2 separate regions of the Homo sapiens genome follow, and region 2 is linked to region 1. The links are chromatin contacts, found by Hi-C or POLR2A ChIA-PET in ENCODE. All regions are on one chromosome and are shown on one strand. Each heading gives the region's core, a stretch centred on a gene start or an enhancer-like site at or near the end of the contact. The rest is flanking DNA. Distances are from core to core; before and after follow the strand shown.

Region 1 (6,325 bases), core at 706-3,205:
CATATATGTATATATGTATATATCATAGAACTAAATGAATATATAAATACGTGTGTGCACACATTTAGTTTTCACAATTTCATTAGGTAAACAATATATGTAGTATATATAAAAATATACATATATTTTTTGACATATATAAAATATATATATAAGTATACATATATATATATATATATATATATATATTTTTTTTTTTTTTTTTTTTTTTTTTTTTTTTTTGAGATGGAGTCTCACTCTGTTGCCCAGGCTGGAGTGCAGTGGCGCGATCTCGGCTCACTGTAACCTCCGCCTCCCGGGTTCAAGAGATTCTCCTGCCTCCGCTTCTGGAGCAGCTGGGATCACAGGCACCCACCACCACACCCGTCTAATTTTTGTATTTTTTAGTAGAGACGGGGTTTCGCCATGTTGGCCAGGCTGGTCTTGAACTCCTGACCTCAGGTGATCCGCCCTCCTCAGCCTCCCCAAGTGCTGGGATTACAGGCGTGAGCCACCGCTCCCGGCTGACAACAATATTAATAGGTATTTTGCAGAGAAGGAAAAGGAAGAAATTGAATTTACATGGGTTTCCAAGGTCCCATGGCTAATAAGTGGCAGAGCTGGAAGCCAACCCCCATAGGCCAGTTTCAAAGGCTTTGCCATCAATTGCTTAAGGATTTTGGAGACTACTTTTTGCTTTCTTAGAAAGGGTGGTAGGAAAACAAGGGAATCTGAATCATACAAATACCAGATTAAGTATAAAACCACTAACTAGGTAACCTCAGGAAAATCTCAAGATTCCTGAGACTGCCGCAAAGATCCACAGCTCTGTTGTTAATAGTGTGCAACGTGGATAATCAAGAGTTAATTATGCTTAGTTTCTTTACCATATAAACAAATCAATACCACTTCTGATGTACCTCAATAGTGGAAAAAGCATTTAACATTCTGCAATGAATCACTGCAAATTGGTATGTTGCTTTGGCCCTAAGTGTATGTGTTGGGGAGCGGCAGGAGGGAATTTGAGCTGCACAAATACCCAGTAAACCAAAAAGGTGCTCAGGCATTTAGAAACTCACCAGGTGCCAGAGGGGGCATGACACGCAGGATCCAGGAGAAGATTTTGATTTCCTCTGTGCTCTGAGCTCTTTAACCTGGACCTGAGGAATATCTGCCCAGCAACCCGTCAAAAGGAAGCAGTGGGAAAAAAAGCACACAGCTGTGGCTGGTGACCATTTTAACCTCAAAAAAACCACAGCTGCTGGTTGTTACCAAATGCCAAAAAATCACTAAACCTTGTTGATTGTTTCATGTAACTTATGTCTAGCCTTCTAGCCTTTAAAATTTTTCATTTACAGGAGGAGCAGTATTGAAAATAAATAAAATTAAATTAAAAAATAAAATAAAATAAACTTTTCATAGCTTTCCCGGAGTTTTTCAAGTTTATTTTATATTATATTATTGTTAAACGGGGTCTAATCTTGGTACCAGTACTTTAAATTATTCTCTTAGAATAAATATTCACAATTTCTTTCTCTTGATGCCAAAAAGAGATTAATTAGGGCTGGAATTATTTCCAATGGCATTTCAAAAATTCTTAGCTCCTCCTCTCCCTAGGCTTGAGCATTGTTATAAAATTAAAAATAGCCCATTTTGGAAAGTCCAAGATTCTTTAAAACTGAAGTCTCTTATAAAAAATCAAGAGGAGGCTGAGAGGAGGCTTCTCTCTCATTTGCCAATTTCTTTAAAACAAGAGGCACCGTTGTCAGTACTTTTAAAGTGCTGAAAAAGACTACAAGCCTGCAAAAGAAGGCTGAGTGTTTCATTCTAGAGCTGTTTTTTCTTAGTGAACATCCATTGACTTCATTTGGAGGTTGTATCTGAGTGAGCCCTCTTTCTTACAAGTAAAGTAAAACACCAGTCAGCTGAACTCTTTATCAAACATACTCTTCATTTATCTCTTGATGACACAATGTCACTCTTCCCTTTCAAGCTGAGCCTTCAGATTCTCCAAAGGTTTCGACCTCCCACAAAGTCTTCACGAGGTGACTCGCTCTTCAAGGAGCCCTGCTATTATGCCATATGGTGTTATGACTCAGCAAACCTGCAGTCCCTTCTACTTCCGAGACCTGGAAAGACATGTTCTAACTGCTTCTGGATGAACCAGGCATACCAGTATTAGTTCATGCCATCCAAAAAGAAACTTCATGTTCTTTTTAACTCTAAATTACTAAAGCTAAAAGTTACAGTCTTCTGATCTTCAAGAGTTCCCAGAATTATGCTCTCTGGTGATTAAACTCCCTTCCCTAAAAAGTGGCTCATCCTAATAGTGCAATGTTCACTATGTGTCAGCTTTAAAATTCTATGCCTGTAAAATACTCGAAGTTTAGAGAATGCATCTTTTTTCAAACGCTTCTTAACTTTCTGAGGGTGAGGACCAATTTAACAGGATTACATGTAAATTGGCCTTTCAGCTATGACCATTTCAAATCTTGGAAAATTTTTCTCCTGCATACGCTTTATCCTTAAGTAAAGATACATAGTATCTATTTAGAGATCTAATCACAACTTTATAACCTTTAAAATATTTATTCTATAAATTAAATACCAAATATGAACATATAGCGTGTACACATATGCATATATGTACATATGTATGTGTGTGTATATATAGGTATACACATATACATAAAATCTCAAACAAAGAAATTGTCAATAAGATTAAACTGTGGCTCCCTGGAGTATACGAGAAGTTATATACATGAGCTAGAACTCAATCAGTAATTTGGAATTGAAGATTGGCTTAGGAAATAAGAAACTTCATACTTTATACTAATTTAAGTAAAACACTTTGCTTGAATATATTTAAGTATATAGACTGTTAGATGAATTCTATTTTTAATCTAATTAAATTAGAAGTAACATGCATTAGTATATTAGCTAAATCTCATTTATTTACAGTGAATCGAAGTTGGACATATTCCTTGAAAATATTTTGAAAATTATTTTAATGATTAAGAATCAATTAAAAAGAGATTTTACTTTATTTGCTAAAGAATGACTTTCAATAGTTTAGTCTCAAAATTGTTACACATGATTACCAGTGTGAAATATATGAGCAAAGATAAAAATAATACCTCCCTGCCAAAAACAGCTCCTGTTAGAAAATATTTTATTAACTAATCAAATAATCTTCTGGTAAATACAGAGAGATGTTTAAAGGTTGCAATCGAATTACAAGGACACAATAAAACTAAAGGAAATGCAAGAATGCCAGAACCGTTTATTAATAAAATACTGATTTATACAATTGATATTAAAAATGACAGTTATTTTGTCGTTTTCTTTTGAAAATAAGCAAATTATGCCTGTAATCTCAGCACTTTGGGAAGCCGAGGTGGGCGGATCACGAGGTCAGGAGATGGAGACCATCCTGGCTAACATGGTGAAATCCTATCTCTACTAAAAATACAAAAAATTAGCCAGGCATGATGGAACGCGCCTGTAGTCCAGACTACTCGGGAGGCTGAGGCAGGAGAATCACTTGAACCCAGGAGGTGGAGGTGGCACTGAGCAGAGATTGCGCCGAGATTGCGCCACTGCACCTCAGCCTGGGCAACAGAGCGAGACTCTGTCTCAAAATAAACAAACAAACAAACAAACTATTATTTAAAAATTAATGTAAAATAATGGATTAGAAATTATTACAATTTACTTCTTCAGCTTAATCATGTATGATTTCCGTACAGTTTTCACTTAGAAGACAATAAGAGAGAAGATGCGTATCGTCAAATGAGTTTAGATTTTTAAGTGCTCAATTTTCCAATACAGTGCAAAGAAACTGAAATTGCTTTCGGTCAGAAGAAAATAAGATAAAATTCAGTAAAAAGGAAATAAAGCCAAATGCATTCAGTTGGAACGGAACTCCGCCAGTTAGTGACTACAGCGTAAGGATTGTTTTCTTTCATACGTTCTTAGTCTGCCCCCTTGTGGGCTCCAGAAAGCTGTTACCCAGCATAAGCTAACGTGATAAAGTTAGATATCCAATAAAATCATGTTTTAATAATTCCTTTAATGTGGTTTAGAAAAATGTCTAAACTTGCTTTAGTTTATCAAACAAAAGCATTTAAAATTATAAATAAATATCTCAAAACTTACACCTCTAAATAAATTGAAAGAAGATATTTCCTTTAATTCCTAAAATTCTTTTTAAGAATGAAATTACCCATCCTGGGCAACATAGCGAGAGTCTGTCTCTAAAACAATTAGCCAGGGATGGTGCCATAGTCCCAGCCTCTCAGCAGGCTGAGATGGCAGGATCCTTTGAGCCAAGGAGTTTCAAGTTTCAGTGAACTGCCATCATTATGCCACTGTGCTCCAGCCTGGGCTGAGAGAGGGAGGCTCCATCTCTCAAAAGAAAAGAAAAAGAAAATAAATTACTATATAAGCCTCATAGAAATTGGAACTATAAAGCAATTGTCAAAAAATGCTATCTGAAACAATCTAGCTGAGGTGGGTTTTTTTTGCATTTATTTAATGTTCCATGTATAGAATGGAAAGCATTTATGACTTCTTTGTAAAAATAAACTGCATTACTATTATTGGAGAGACGAAGAGGCACATTAACTACATTATCTTCTTGTAATTGAAAATTGCTCCGATGGAGATACTGCAAGTTTGAAGATCTGAACTTCATTGCCGATGTCATTGTCATTCCTTGATTTGCCTAAACTTAAAATTTCAACATTTGTAGATTAAAAGGTATCCTGTGATAACCATCTCCTGGCATATTTTATAACTAATAGATAAATATTGTTGATGTCTTTTAAATTAAATTCTTAAATTTTTAGTATTTAAATAGGCAATCACTAGGTAACTATAATCAATATGCTTGATTTTGTTTTTTATTACATATTCCATATGTTTCATTTTATCTTCTACATTACACACAGTCCTTCCATGAATTCAGGCATATGTTGTTTTTTCATTTTTGGCAGTACAATACACTTTTGGCTTTCCATGTTTAATTGGATGAGTAGATTCTTACAAAAAATAAGACAAAGAATAAACACTAATATTTCGATTAATTATAATACCATTTTCTCAAGTAGTGTTCCAGGATTCAGTATGACCATAACCTTTAAGTAAAGTTCAATACATTGTTTCAAGATAGAAAGCAAAGTAAAACCAGGTGGTACAAACTAAGTTACATGCTCATACAGGCCCACGCGCATGTGTGCACACACACACACATACACACACACTCACAATTTTCTTACCAACACATCTCTCTGTAACTCTTTGGTGATCCTGGACAAGGTTCCCACGCCTCTTTGGATTTAGTTTTCTCGCCTATGAAATGGTACTATATCAGCTGGTCAATATTTTTTTGAACTGAGGTCTACAGATCTGCTTATGTGTCCACAAGTGGTCCAGTAGAATTTTAAAGTACAGTTTTCCCTCAGTATCTCTAGGGAATTGATTCCAGGACCTCTCACAAATACCAAAATCCATTGATGCTCAAGTTCCTGTTATAAAATGGCATAGTATTTGCAAATACCAAAATCTATTGATGCTCAAGTTCCTGTTATAAAATGGCATAGTATTTGCATATAATCTAAGCAAATCCTCCTCTATAGATTATATGCAAATCCTCCTCTATTCAGTCATGAATCACTTAACCATAGGGATACATTCTGAGAAATGTTGTTAAGCAATTTTTTTGTTGCGTGAATTTCATAGAATGTACTTACACAAACCTAGATGATATAGCCGACTATACACCTAGGCTATATGGTACAGCCCTATCACTTCTAGGCTGCAAACCTGTACAGCATGTTAGGGTACTAAATACCACAGGCAATTGGAATACAACTGTATTAGTGTATCTAAACATATTTAAACATAGCAAAGGCAATGCCATGCACTATAATGTTAAAATGGCTGTGATATCACTAGACAGTAGAAAATTTTCAGCTTCATTAGAATGTTATGGGGCCACCATTGTATATGTGGTCTAAAACATCAATATGTAGCACATAACTGTACTTTAAATAAGCTCTAGGTTACTTATAATACCTCATCCAATGTAAATGATATGTAAATAGTTATTATACCATGTTGTTTAAGGAATATGACAAGAAAAAATGTCTGCATATGTTTAGTGCAGATGCGATTCAAAAAAATGTATTTTTGATCCAGGATTGGTTGAATCCACAGATGTATAACTCATGACTATGAAGGGATGACTGTGCTTTGTTTTTATAATTATGGTAATATAAACACATACACAAATTGTGGATCATTTAGATGACCACTTTATAACTGGGCACAGCCATGAAACCAA
Region 2 (6,857 bases), core at 1,993-4,492, 640 kb after region 1:
CTATTGTCCAGGCTGGAGTGCGGTGGCATAAACATGGCTAATTGCAGTCTCAACCTTCTGGGCTTAAGCAATCCTCCCAGCTCAGCCTCCCAAGTAGCTGGGACTACAGGCATGCACCACTACACCCAGAGAATTTTTTAATTTTTTCGTAGAGATGGGGGTCTTCCTATTTCCCCAGGTGGGTCTTGAACTCCTGGGCTCAAGCAATCCACCTTGGCCTCTCAATTTAATTTAATTTAATCAATTAAATCATCTTTTTGTTTTAGGAGTATCTCATCACCTTCCCGACTCTTTAAAAGATGCTGAGTCACCAGAATTGGTTAATATCTACTATAATTTTATCAAAAAAAGATAACTGTGTGCAAAATACCTTAGGAGGATTTGCTAACAGGGTAACTATAATAATGTGGGAGATGAGAGCAAGGTGTGCTCGAAGAAGGTGACATTTGAGCAGAGACCTTGTTAAAGTAAAGGTGGCATAACATTACCTCGGTGGCATACACTCTCCAGCCATCTTTGCTATTGGATACTGACTCATCCTTCTTGCCAAATTAAATGCCACTGCATCAAGAAGTATTATTTTCCCTCCTGACACTATGAAGCATTATTATTTGCTTTATTTTTTTCATGATGTATTGCTTTTAACTGTATTTCAGTACTCATTTTGTTCTGATATTTCAAATTTGTTTACAGTTTGGAATTGTTCCAAAGACAGGTACATTCTTGCTAGGAGGAACCAGTCTTACTCATGTCTGTGAAGCACCTAGAGCCTAGCATCTAGTTTTTATTTAGTAGGAACTGGCTGATTGTATACATTAATATTTATTAAATCTGTCTTCTAGCCTTCATGGAAAATGCAGATGAGGAACATTCTATGACACTCTACTTTTCAGATTGTAAAAACAATGCAGACACAGTATCTAGAAAGGTTGATTGACTCAATACCTTCCATTCTTTGAAAATTAGTCTGGAAAAGTGAACTGGTATTTTCCAGCCCACACTGACCCTAAACCCCAAAAGCCCAAACTATACCACCAAATACAGTATTTTAGAATGTGTTTAATTAAAACTTCCCTCGCTTGAATACAAAGATGTGATTACCTAACTCGCTGTCTATGGAGAGAAGGATGTGTGGGAAGGAATATTCTGGTATGAGTGGTATACGTTATGAACATTTTCTTATAAAGCATCTGTGGTGAAAGAGAACATACCTTTACGTTCTCTCTGCATCCCTTAAAATATTTCTAATTCTGAACTTATGAATCTCTTGCCTTGCATTCAAATGCCTTTCCTTACCATCTGCTGAACTGTTTTTATTTATGTTTTGGTTTCTTTCCCTTGGCACCTCACACCTGTGCTAATTAGCAACAACAGCAGAGCATAGGAGGAACATAGGCCATCCACCTGTGAACAAATTGTAAGAACTGCAGTGGACATTGATTCGTACAGAATATATACTTACAGTTGAATGCTTTTTAACATATCTATCTTGCTTTAATTAGTTGTGTGTATTTTTCTTTCATCCTGTTCCCTTTATATTATTTCATAGGGCTCGAAGCTCTGATCTCTATTTAGGCTATCTCATCTCCCAGGAGAACCTTCATTATGAAAATGTGTATCGAACAGTTACTTCATTTGATAAGGGGGTCTGAGAAACCACCATATTCTCCTACAATTTCCCACTTGTTCACAGCTAATTAACAATCGCTGAGTTAGACATGAATTTAAAAATTCATAGTTAATGAGATTTAAAAACTTTAAGGAGACTTTATTGGAAAGTGACTTAAATCCATATTAGTTTATTTCCTTCTTCCCTCCTTTCATCCCTTTTCCACCCTCTCTTCATTCTTTTGTTTTTTTCTGTTCTCCTCATAGGAATTTACAGAATGCTAATCTGCTAAGCACTGTGGTAGACAGATTAATCCACAAAAGTCTGTGCTCAAAGAATCCAGTGAAGAGTGGGCAAGATATACGTGTCAACAACTAGTTAAAATACAAACTGATAACTGATATGCTAAAAGACTGCCTAGTGTTATGGGAAAAGAGAAAGGCCACTGATTCCTAAGGAGAAATGGAAGAGAAGGAGCCCAGAAGATAGGTCTGTGTTGGAACACAAATTTCCCCAAATTCACAGTTTTTCCCCTGGTTTTCAGTGTCATGCAACTTTCTAAAGGCATTATCATGTTCATGAGGATAAGGAGAATATTACTATATGCCTTCTATAATTGCACAGTAACCAGACCTCAAGTTGGTTAAGACAAAATGTGACAATCACCCGCATTTTGGTCCTACAAACTCTAATGATACTGTGTCTTTAACTTGAATTGATTGGATGTGTTGGTATAATGTGGATATCTTTTGAAATTTGAAATTCTTTCATTTGTTATTATCAAGTTCTTACCCACCACATGCATATGTATATGAAGGAAATATTTTATATAAGAAAAATTATTGAAATAGTTGCCTCATTGCATTTTTTTCAAGACTCCAAAAGATAAAATCAATGTATTAGTTTATTTATTAGTCTTGTTTCAAAAACAAATAGATAAGGATGGACAAAGAAACTAGTTCTCCACAAAATTCAGAAATTTAGAACTCAATTTAGTCAGGTGTTTTTTTTTTTTTTTTTTTTTTGACAGAGTCTCGCTCTGTTGCCCAGGCTGGAGTGCAGTGGTGCTATCTAGGCTCATTGCAACCTCCACCTCCCGGACTACAGTGATTCTTCTGCCTCAGCCTGCTGGATAGCTGGGACTATAGGCACGTGCCACCACACCCGGCTAATTTTTGTATTTTTAGTAGAGACGGGATTTCACCATGTTGGCCAGACTGGTCTTGAACTCCTTACCTCAGGTGATCCACCCACCTCGGCCTCCCAAAGTGCTGGGATTACAGGTTTGAGCCACCACGCTAGTTATTAGTATTACCATTTTAAAAGTTTTCCTCCAGATTTGCTATCAGTATACAACAGACTGATTCTAATTTATGTTGTTTTCCTTCTCTTGCTCGCCCTCTGGTGGAGCTTCCTGTAACCCTAAAATGACGAAAACTGGGCAGTCACCGTTTTACTCGCGTCATCTCCCAAAATACAAATAACTTGCTCTCTAATGGTTCAAAACACTTGAACAAACTAATCGATTATTTTTTATTTTAAGAGTTTCTAAAAATAGCAAATTCTTAAATTACTAGAGCCCAACACTTTGGATTTTACAAAAAAATCTACTGATTACTTTAAGCTAAGTATGTGCTAGCACTAGACATACGCAGATGAAACGAGTAAGGTACTGTCGCTGCTCTGGTGGAGGCTGTGTTTCCCTTGGGGAGAAAGTCACAAGGCAGTAACATGTAAGACCTAGGAGTATTGAGGGGGTAGGGTGTTTGGTGGGGTCCAGCAGTAAATCCAGCTTGAGGTGATGTGAGAAGTTCTCCTGGAGGGGGTGCCAACAAGATGAGCAGCTGTATTTAGGAAAAGAGGAAGGAAGATTATCCCAGGCAGAGGAGGCCACCTTACTAAGGCACAGAGGAAACAAATACAAGACCTGAGTGGAAGGCATCAACAAAGTTGATACCATTATCACATAAAATGAGAGGCTGAGAGGGCCAGATGAAGACACTGATGCGATAGACTGGTATGGGATTATGGAGATCTGATGGGCCTCAATAGCGAGTTTACACTTTCAGGGGGCAGCTATGGACAGATGGATTATTCTGGTTGCTGCTGACAGAGGATTTGTGAAGGTAAAATTGCACGCAAGGAAACCAGCTGTTGGATAAAAGACAACATGGTGGCAAATTGGAATAATAAGTACAGGGACTGTATTACTTAGGGTCCTCTGGGAAATAGATGCCAAGATAGATCAAAAATGCAAGAGACTTAGTGGGGAAGGAGCCACAGAAATTAAAAGGAGATGTCAAACCGTCCTATAGACCTGACAACTGTGAAGGAAAGGGCACTAGGGTAGAAACATTTTCAAACTGAAGCACAATTCCAGGAAAGTTTCAGCCGGGTCAACAGTCTCCAAGCCAAAACAGCTCATTAAAGGAATCTTGATTTTTCTGTCATAGGTCTGCATTAATAGGAGTAGGTATTTGCAACACAACAACAAAGGGCAAATAAACCGAATTTATGAAGAATTTCTGGAAATATGTTTTTGAAAAGACTGACACCCCATTAGGAAAAAGGGCAAGGGGCTTATACAGGTACTTTATAAAAGAGGATATTCAACACAAGTTAAAAACCAAATGAAATGCCTCTACTCACTCCATCCCAATTGCCAAGATGAGAAAGTATCCATATCAGGTGTTGGTGAAGATGTGAAGTAAATGAAACACCATGTACTTCTGGGTAGAGATCAAATTGGTAAAACCACGTTATTAAAATATATTGGTGTTACTGAAGTTGAAGACCTATAACCTATGAGCTAGCAAATTCATTCTTAGATTTATATCCAACAGAAATGCCTGTATATGCACCAAAAGACTTGGACAAAAATGCTTATATTAGAATTAGAAACAGCTCCACATCAGAAACAACCCAAAAGTTCATCAAGAACACTTTGGTTCAAAAAATGGTTATATGTTCATAAAATTGAATAATACTAATCAAGGAAGAGGTATAAATCACAGCAAAAGGCAAAACTAAACCATAGTATTTAAAAATGTATACTCAGGGGTTAAACTGTAAAAGGAACCAAGATGTGAAATGTAATACAAAAGGGGCAATGAGGATTTTCTGAAACATGTTGGCAGTGTTCTATTTCTTTATCTGAGTGGTGGTTACATGAGTGCCCATCTTTCCATAATACATTAAACTGCACATTTGTATATGATATACTTTTTGTATTTCCTTGCTATGTTTTATAATGCAAAGATTTTTTAAAGGGACAAAATAAATATTTTCCCAAAAGGATAACTTATAAGATAAATTCAGAAGAAAATATTAATATTTCCTAACATGCAAGGCTTATGCTAGGAAACTAGGAGGTAATTTTTACAGATACCCATGGAAAATATACAGATTTTTTTTTCTGAAAAAATGAAACAAAATAATTTTTAAGTTGTAGAATTATTTTTCTTTTACTGAAAAGTTTCAGTAAATGAAAGATTAGTGTAGCAAGGAATATTTTGCATTAGATTATACTTAAAATTTATATGTAGCCAAGGGTAGGAAAGTGTATTCTTCTTCAATTTCACTATTCCTCAAATACCTAATTCATATCACAAGTGAGACAGCAGGAAGAAAACTTAGAAGAATGGGCAGAATAATACAAACCACAGCAACAAATCATTTGTCAAAACTGTGTTCACATATCAATGAAAAGTGAGGCCTCCAACTAATTTAATTTTTTCTCTAATCCAGAGAACAATAACCATGCTACTTACGAAACATGGGATGAAATTAAATTCTTCATATTCAGAGATATGTATAATGTTTTGCTTTTAAAAATATCAAATACGCTTATTTGGACCATGCTAAGGCTTATGTATATAACAATTAGTAATTTAGAGTAAAAATCCTATGGCCATGTTTATCCCTAAAAATTTGTTTGCCAAGATTATCATCTCAATAAAACAAATGTTTCTTTGCACTTTATTTCTACTTAACCAACTGCAGGAACTGTGAGCAATGTGCATTTCCAGCAGATGTCAGTGTTGGCGTATGATGTAATCTAGAAATTCCTCCAAACCTGAGGCCTTACCCTGAAGATGACCAGAGTACAGTGCAGATTCTTGTGAAATGTGAAAAGGCATTCTGGAGAATTCTGTTCTCTTGGGCAATATTTTCTTAAGAAATATATTGTTATAGGTTAGGAAATAGACATGGAGGTCTTCAGCAGTATTCTCCCATCTCTGAGATTGCATTTCTTCTGGTTATACATTAATTACCTGCATTTATTCTTCCTCTTGCTCCAAGAAGTATATTCACTACCTATTCCTGTCTCTGCATTTCTTCCCAGAATAAAGTGGTTGTTTTTTTTTTTTTGCCTTGAAGAATTTCAATGAGTTTATACAAGAAAAACATATTTAGCATTTACTGGGTGTCAAAGAAATAGAATAGTCTAGCTGCCCTAAAGAAATTCTTATAATGATAGAGTTGAGTTCTGTCACAAGGTACTAAGAATACACAGAAGAAATATATGTAAAGCACTTAGTGCAGTGTGTGGCACATAGTAAGTCCTCAAAATGTTAGCTATTATTAATAGCTATTTTATCTCATTAGGAATAATGAAGAAACATATTTTAAAAGTTAGCATTGAGTAGAGGTACTCAGATTTTAATTGGGGAAATAAGTGAATTGATTACTTTTTTTTCTACCAGTAGCTCACTAATGTTTGATATTTGTATGAAAACTGCTCTATCGCCTAGGAAAGAGAACATGTCAAAACAGCCATTTCAAACAGTTGCCCCTTCTGTGTTTCATGCTATTTGGTTTGTATTATGCTCACATATTATCAATGAAGGACCAACTCAGGTTCAAGAGCATATAAAGAGAAAGACAGGCTTAAAGGGCAAAATTTGAGAAAAATCTTCAACCCAGTAACAGTTGGGCTAATTTTTTATCTTGTTCCTGTGCACTTTTTTTTGGTTTTTCTTTTTCTTTTCTTAGATGGAGTCTCGCTCTGTCTCCCAGGCTGGAGTGCAATCTCAGCTCACTGCAACCTCTGCCTCCCGGGTTCTAGTGATTCTCCTGCCTCAGCCTCCCAAGTAGCTGGGATTACAGTCGCCCACCACCATGTCCAGGTAATTTTTGTATTTTTAGTAGAGACAGGATTTCACCATGTTGGTTACGCTGGTCTCTAACTTCAGACCTAAGGTGATCCACCCGCCTCAGCCTCCCAAAGTGCTGGAATTACAGGCAT

What was found. Hi-C counts contacts between places; a loop is a spot of excess contacts on that map. ChIA-PET counts read pairs that join two places held with the same protein, here RNA polymerase II (POLR2A). Pooled maps may share reads with other maps.
Region 2: a pooled map shows a loop between it and region 1 (3-fold over the local background). The contact joins two enhancer-like sites. A Hi-C loop is called at or near these places in 4 of 50 pooled maps. POLR2A ChIA-PET finds 5 or more read pairs at or near these places in 2 of 52 experiments (RWPE1 and activated CD8-positive, alpha-beta memory T cell).

The regions. Positions count from the first base shown.
Region 1 is chr3:151,835,221-151,841,545 of GRCh38, forward strand. The region is part of intron 1 of AADACL2-AS1 (AADACL2 antisense RNA 1); the gene reads right to left. Among named protein-coding and RNA genes, the nearest start is that of AADAC, 24 kb to the left of the region's middle. Within about 2 kb of position 1,956, at least 6 of the 41 ENCODE cell types and tissues checked have a DNase peak (open chromatin) inside an H3K27ac peak, as active enhancers do.
Region 2 is chr3:152,469,134-152,475,990 of GRCh38, forward strand. No RefSeq gene overlaps it. Among named protein-coding and RNA genes, the nearest start is that of MBNL1-AS1, 200 kb to the left of the region's middle. Within about 2 kb of position 3,243, at least 8 of the 41 ENCODE cell types and tissues checked have a DNase peak (open chromatin) inside an H3K27ac peak, as active enhancers do.